2 separate regions of the Homo sapiens genome follow, and region 2 is linked to region 1. Evidence: chromatin contacts called from ENCODE Hi-C data. All regions are on one chromosome and are shown on one strand. Each heading gives the region's core, a stretch centred on a gene start or an enhancer-like site at or near the end of the contact. The rest is flanking DNA. Distances are from core to core; before and after follow the strand shown.

Region 1 (3,612 bases), core at 178-2,677:
CTATTTTTCTCATCTATGATGAATGCCTTCCTGCCTGCTGATTATGAATGGGTACTCCTGTAACATCCACCTTTTTGTTTCATAGAACATTAGCTATACTTTCTTTCACAGTATTTACTAGTTTCATGATTTTTTTAAGATTTAAAAATATGGTGGTCCGGGTGTGGAGGCTCATGCCTGTAATCCCAGCACTTTGGGAGGCCGAGACAGGCAGATCACGAGGTCAGGAGTTCGAGACCAGCCTGGCCAATCCCCGTCTCTACTAAAAATACAAAAAAATTAGCCGGGCGTGGTGGTGGGCGCCCGTAATCCCACCTACTTGGGAGGCTGAGGCAGGAGAATCGCTTGAACCTGGGAGGCGGAGGTTGCACTGAGCCGAGATCATGCCACTGCACTCCAGCCTGGGCGACAGTGCGAGACTCAGTCTCAAAAAAAAAAAAAAAAATTGGTGGATCATAATATTATATTAAGGCTGATAAGCAGTTAAAGTTTTTAACATTGTAGACTCAAAAAGAAATCTCAGGAATCCACAAGGCGTGATTGTGTTTATTTATTACAATAAAATGCGGTCCAAATCATCATTTTTCTTGGTCGATTCCATTTCCTCATTTGATACCAAAGTCAGGGGTTGGACCCTAGAACAAAGGGAACGAACCATTAATACTAAGGCAGGAGCAGGGTCCTACCACCCAGCACCTCAAACGGCAAAGGATGGAAGGCAACCGAGACCGTTCGGATGGGATCTTCGGGGACACTGTCCTTCAGATGGCTAGCTATGAGTACCCCAATTCCACATTTACTGTCCCCATCGAAGAGAAAAACAGCATTCATTTCTTCTCCCCGTGATGAAATGAAAAGATTGTCCCCCATCTCTCAAGGAGCCGTTGATAGACTGAACCGTTGGATTGAAAGTAGGGCTCCCCAATCCCCCGGTTTAAGACGACCCAGCTGTCCCCTCTGGTGGGGGCAGCAGCGCGGTCGGGTCGCCCTCGACGCCTCCCTCAGCAGGAGGCCTGGGCAGACCCCCTGCGGCCGCCGGACATTTTCCTGACACCGGATTCCCTGGTCAGGAGGATGAGGCGGGCTCTCCTAGACTCAGGTCCGATTCGATTGAAAATGAGGTTGGAAATCCCTCAAGATCACTAAAATTCCTCCCCAAAGGTCGGAGCGGAACGCTCAAAGTCACTAGCCCAGGGACCCCAAAAAAGGAGCGAGAAAGGGAAGCGCGCCTTCTCAAAACGAGCGTCCCCTCAGAGTCTTCGCACGCTGTTCGTTTTTGCCACTTACCCCCCTCGTACCCACAGTCTCCCCGAGATTTTCAAGGTGAAGCCCCTCTGCCCCGCCCGACCTCCTCAGCTGACAGGATTCTAACTCGGGCCTAGAACACGGAGCCTGGAGACCCGCGCGCCGTTGACCACAGGGTTTGGCGCCAAACGAGGAGGGCGGGGCGAGGACCAAGGGGCCGGGGCGGGGCGCAGGGTGAGGGTGGAAGGGCGGGGAGGGAGCAGGCCTACAGAGGGCGACGAGGGGCGGGGAGCAATGGGGGCGGGGCGAAGACCGAAGGGCGGGGAACGAGCGGGCTCACAGGTGGGGGGACCAGAGGGCGTGGCCTGGAGGGGGCTCAGGGCGAGGGGGCGGGGCGAGGGCTGAGGCGCGGAAAACGAAGAGGAGCCCCAGCGGGTGGCGAGCTGGGATGACGGAGGGAGGGAGGGAGGGGCGCTGTGGAAGGAGCGCGCTGAGGAGCGGGGCCTTGAAGGGAGACCGTTGAGCTGGGGCGTCCCTCGAGCTGAGCACCTCGCTAAAGTCCGGGAGAAGACCCTGAGGCGGGGTTCTGAGGAGGTAGCCTTGAGTCGGGGGAGGGGCGATGAGCAGAGGTGGCTGACTTTGGCGATAGGTCTTGGTCGCGAGGGTTGCAGATGGAGCCTTGGCTTAGAAGGTCGAATCCGGGCCCGTTTCCCCCCGCCCCCGCTGCCCATGGCTTCTCTTTTCACCTCCAGGTTTTCATGCTGGCTTCAGAGTTTGGCCGTGCTCCCTCAGCGTTCCTAATTTCCCACTTTCTGACTCTCACCATTTGCCACTCTTGTCTGTGATTGAGACACCCGAGGCCCATTCAGGATGGAGAGTAATTTTTTCTCTGTCTTAACTTGAAGTTTTAAATAGACCACAGACGCCAAGTATATTTTGGTTCAGCTTTTAAATAGAAGTCGCAGGCCAGCCTTCGTGCCAGCAGCGCCATCGCTGGCAGCATCCTCCTCCTCCCCTCACGCGGAGACTGACTTGGGGAGAGTCAGGAAACATTTGAGAGAGCAGCTGCCGAGGTGGAGGCTGTGATGTATCTTGGATGAATCTCTGTGCAAACAGTTCTTTGGGTTCAAGACCTAGTACAGGGCGATCCTTTTTGTTTTTTCTGTCTGAATCATTTTGGTGGAATAAATAGCAAAACATTCCCACAATAGCAGTTGGCATTTTGTGTAGGACGCACCCCCCCAACAGGTGGATTGTTTTAAGAGCCAACAAATAACTGCCATTGTGCTTCCAAATCTGTTATTTTCCCCCAAACACAGTCGTCCTTGTTATATGGAGATGAATGCCCATTTGGGGGAGGAACTGGATAGTGGTGAAAGGCTTTCGCTCTGAGGCCTCACCTAAATAATTATGGGAACTTTTGAGCAACTCGTTAGGTGAAGACATCAACAGTCTACAGAAGAGCTGCAAAGAGCACAGCAAGATGATTTAGGGAAATATAACATATGTAGTTTGGTGTAGTGACAGCTGGGAGAGAGAAATGTTCATAATATTTGAAGGTTGTGTGCAGTACACTTAAAAAAACTAAAATGAGCTGGGTAATGACAAATTCATGAAGGGAGGAGAAAAATCTTATCTGGGTATCATATCGATGGTTAGAGACAACTTTTAAGATATTTAAAACAACAACAAACTCTAGGACAGTTAAAAAGTGCACATGAAGACTTTCCACTAAAATCGGAACCAAAAAAATTGTCTTTCGTATCATACAAAAACTCTGAATATCATGAAGGTGGCATTTCACATCAGTGGAGAAATGATGAATTCAGTGAATAGTGTTAGAACAACTAGGTAACCATCTGGAAGAAAAATAAAATTGGAACCACACTTTACACATTATACCAAAATAAATTCCAGACAGATCAAAAAATTAAATCTGAACAATAAAATAATAAAAGTACTAGAAGAAAATATGGGATATTTAAAATTACTTTGTAATAAGAAACATCTTTTTAAGTATGCTACAAAACTCAGAAGCCATGAAAGATTGTTAAGTATGCTTATATTTAAAAAAATATATCCTGCATGGCAAAATGGTACTTTCCTATCCACAATATAGAACATGGCAAACCAGAGCTTTTGTGTCAATTATTAACTGGATAATATAGCTTGCCTAATTTTTCAAATCCTTCAGGAAGTCCACAATTTCTCTACACAATTTTAAAATTTTGTGTCTTTTTATGATATTTTTAGAAATAAAAAAATAGGCAGTGGGATTATAGTTAAGACCTGAATTTTAAACTATTACACTTTACTGCCCCTCCGTGGACAGTCACCTTATAACCAAATAGAGGCACAGGATTCCAG
Region 2 (3,280 bases), core at 578-3,077, 720 kb before region 1:
ACTGTCATTATTTTCTCACTGTTACAATTTTTGCAAAGGTGGTTTCAGCAATAAAAATATTTCACAAATTTTACAAAAGCAAAGGACCATGAGGACATTGTTGGGGACCCTCCCTGAACCAAGGAAGAGACTGTGACTCTTCCTTGGTTCAGGGAAGGTCCTGAACCAAATCGAGGGTCGGTAAAGCTTAAGCTCCATTATTTCCAAATTTGTGTCACCTCTGGTGACAGCACAAGGAAGAAACACAAAACAAGAACGCAGCATAGGGAGTTGGGGCTGGGCATTGCAATTCTCAATAGGATGTTGAGTGGATGGCATCAGAGCAGACACCTGAAGGTGCCATGCAGATACCGATGGGGAAGGGAATGGGAGTGGGGGTGCCACTGCATTCGATTCTAGACTTGGATAACAGTGAGTGCAAAATCCCAGAGGTGGAGCGTGCCTCAGTGGGAAAAGCAAGGAGGGCGGCGTGACAAAGGGACCCAGAGAGTCCTGGTCACACAGCAAATCAGTGGCGGAGTAGGGACTGGAACTCGGATTTCCACTAGGTGTTGTGTATGGGCAGATGGCTAAACTAAGGCCTCTCCTTGACTCATACACCGGTTTTTATTGGTTTGCTTTATAACCCCATCTCTACCTTGAGGGTTTCCCCTGGCCTCGAACCCGGTGTACTCAAGAGCTGCCCATGTCCCAGGCTTCGCGACACAGCTGGCCTCATCTTTGCCTGCTCCAACTTTAATGTCCAAAGTTGGGTGGCTCCTGTTCTCCATTCCCTCTTACTGCATGGGACCAAATCTCAATTTTTTTTTTTCTTTTTTTTTTTAGACGGAGTCTTGCTCTGTCGCCCAGGCTGGAGTGCAGTGGCGCGATCTCGGCTCACTACAGCCTCTGCCTCTCAGGTTCCACCGATTCTCCTGCTTCAGCCTCCTGAGTAGCTGGGATTACAGGCGGACGCTACCACTCCCGGCTAATTTTTGTATTTTTAATAGAGACGGGGTTTCGCCATTTCGGCCAGGCTGGTCTCGAACTCCTGATCTCAGATCATCCACCCGCCTCGGCCTCCCAAAGTGTAGGGATTACAGGCGTGAGCCATCGCGCCCGGCCAAATCTCAATTTTTATCCCCAGTAAGTTTAGTCTTGTGAAGTCCGAACGTTTGAATAATTTACTCGCTGCAGGCAAACCGCCTACAACTAAATCCATCAGGCCCCCGTATCCGAATCTTCCTTCACGCGAGAAGCCGGCCATCTTTTGTGTAGCATTCTTTCTGGTTCCTCTAACTTTGCCTCTCCTTTACGCCAAATACGTGTCCTTATATCTGAATCTACACCACTATTATAGATTCACCTTCTTTGAGAAGTCCCTATTTGAAGAGAGGAAAATTCAGGCTACTTGTAACCCTCTTATTCTTTTTAGACGGAGTTTTCCCTCTTGTTGCCCAGGCTAGAGTGCAATGGCGCGATCTCGGCTCACCGCAACCTCCGCCTCCCGGGTTCAAGCGACTCTCCTGCCTCAGCCTCCCGAGTAGCTGGAATTACAGGCATGCGCCACCACTCCCGGCTAATTTTGTATTTTTAGTAGAGACGGGGTTTCTCCATATTGGTCAGGCTGGTCTCAAACCCCCGGCCTCAGCCTCAGGTGATCCGCCCGCCTCGGCCTCCCAAACTGGTGGGGTTACAGGTGTGAGCCACGGAACGCGGCTCCTCTTCCTTCTGGATATGGCTGTCTCAGATGGCCAGAGGCCTCGGAAAGGCTTCCGGTTTCCCGGCAGGCCCGAGTGGGGCTGAACTTCCGGCCTCAGGACGCAGGCGCGGGCCGCTCATTTCGCTCTTTCCGGCGGTGCTCGCAAGCGAGGCAGCCATGTCTTATCCCGCTGATGATTATGAGTCTGAGGTAAGGTGGCCGTAAGGGCGCGGTGGGCTCCACGACGGGGTGATCTCTGGGACCACTGGATGTGGGTCCCGGCGCGAGGCAGCTTCCGGGTCGCGGCCAGCTCCGGCCGACCTCCCGCCCGGCCCTCAGGCTGCTCCCACAGTTCCCGGTCCCTAGACAACCCTGGCTCTGCCCGCCCACTTCGCGTGTTCGATTGGCTTGTCCTTCCCCTTTCTAAGACCGGAGACTAAGGCCTGTTAGACGTTTCTGTGTTTCTGCACCTGAGTTTTTTTGGTCTAGGCTCCGTCTGGTCAAATCTCGCTGATTCCCACAGCCTCTTGTCCTTTGCTCCACCTCATTGCACCCGTAATGTTGTATTGTCATTGTCTGTTTACTGTCCCTTTTCTCTAAGGCGTGTGAGTTCCTCAAAGGCAGGCACAGTGTCTTATTCGCCTCTGTATCCTTAGCTCTCTGCTTGGCATCTAGACTCTAGGATGAGCGTTTTGAATTCACGACTTGGCGGCTGTCCTTGACTGTGTCTCTTTCCTTCTAGGCGGCTTATGACCCCTACGCTTATCCCAGCGACTATGATATGCACACAGGTGAGACCACGGGTTAGGCTGGCTGAGTACTCGTAGGGATCAGTTCCTTTGGAATGTCTTAGAACCAGCTCTGACAGGCATCAAAAATTGCTCTTTGATGGTCCAGGTTTGGAGTCAGTCATTAGCTGCCAGTGCGAGGGGTTTTATAAAGCCTAATAAACCAGGCTTTTTATCATAGTCCACCTCAGTCTTGGAAGAGAAGGATTACTTACCTGGCTATGGTTTTCTTGTGTAAACTATTAGCCAAATAAGAAAAGCTTTTTTGTTTTTGTTTTTGTTTTTGTTTTTGAGATGGAGTTTCCCTCTGTCCCCCAGGCTGGAGTGCAGTGGTGCGATCTCGGCTCACTGCAACCTCCGCGTCCCTCGTTCAAGCAGTAGTTCTCTTGTCTCAGCCTCCTGAGTAGCTGGGATTACAGGCGCCCACCACCATTCCCAGCTAATTTTTAAATTTTTTTAATAGAGACGAGGTTTCGCCGTGTTGTCCAGGCTGGTCTTGAACTCCTGACCTCAGGTGATCCACCCGCCCCAACCTCCCAAAGTGCTGGGATTACAGGCGTGAGCCACCGCGCCTGCCCCAAGGAAGAAAATCTTGATGTGAAAAATTTAAGTAATTCAAACCAAGCCCGAATGAAATCTTTTTAGGAGGTGTCTGAGGTTTCCTGAAACGTTATAGTGACTTGACTTAGTAGTCAGTGTTATCCATTGTTCTAAGTACTTTGTATGAAATATTTTGTTTAATCCTTACAGCAGTTCTGTATGTTAATGTCTCCTAAAGAATAGAAAATATAGCAGAGAGGTTTATTAGTAG

What was found. Hi-C counts contacts between places; a loop is a spot of excess contacts on that map. Pooled maps may share reads with other maps.
Region 2: a pooled map shows a loop between it and region 1 (6-fold over the local background). The contact joins the promoter of EIF3L here to the promoter of DMC1 in region 1. A Hi-C loop is called at or near these places in 1 of 37 single-sample maps with no recorded cell type and 7 of 50 pooled maps.

What each region holds. Positions count from the first base shown.
Region 1 is chr22:38,568,756-38,572,367 of GRCh38, forward strand. It overlaps DMC1 (DNA meiotic recombinase 1), which reads right to left and starts at 1,428. Exons shown (of 14, transcript NM_007068.4): 1 at 1,288-1,428. LOC105373031 (a long non-coding RNA gene) reads left to right here and starts at 1,745. Exons shown (of 2, transcript NR_134627.1): 1 at 1,745-1,839; 2 at 1,998-2,603. RefSeq lists a silencer at 1,424-1,713 and enhancers at 2,017-2,527, 2,114-2,163.
Region 2 is chr22:37,847,592-37,850,871 of GRCh38, forward strand. It overlaps EIF3L (eukaryotic translation initiation factor 3 subunit L), which reads left to right and starts at 1,828. Exons shown (of 13, transcript NM_016091.4): 1 at 1,828-1,891; 2 at 2,424-2,472. The coding sequence starts at 1,859. MIR659 (microRNA 659) reads right to left here and starts at 183; the gene lies at 87-183. It also overlaps a transcript of ANKRD54 not described here. RefSeq lists enhancers at 947-1,469, 1,470-1,992, 1,993-2,514.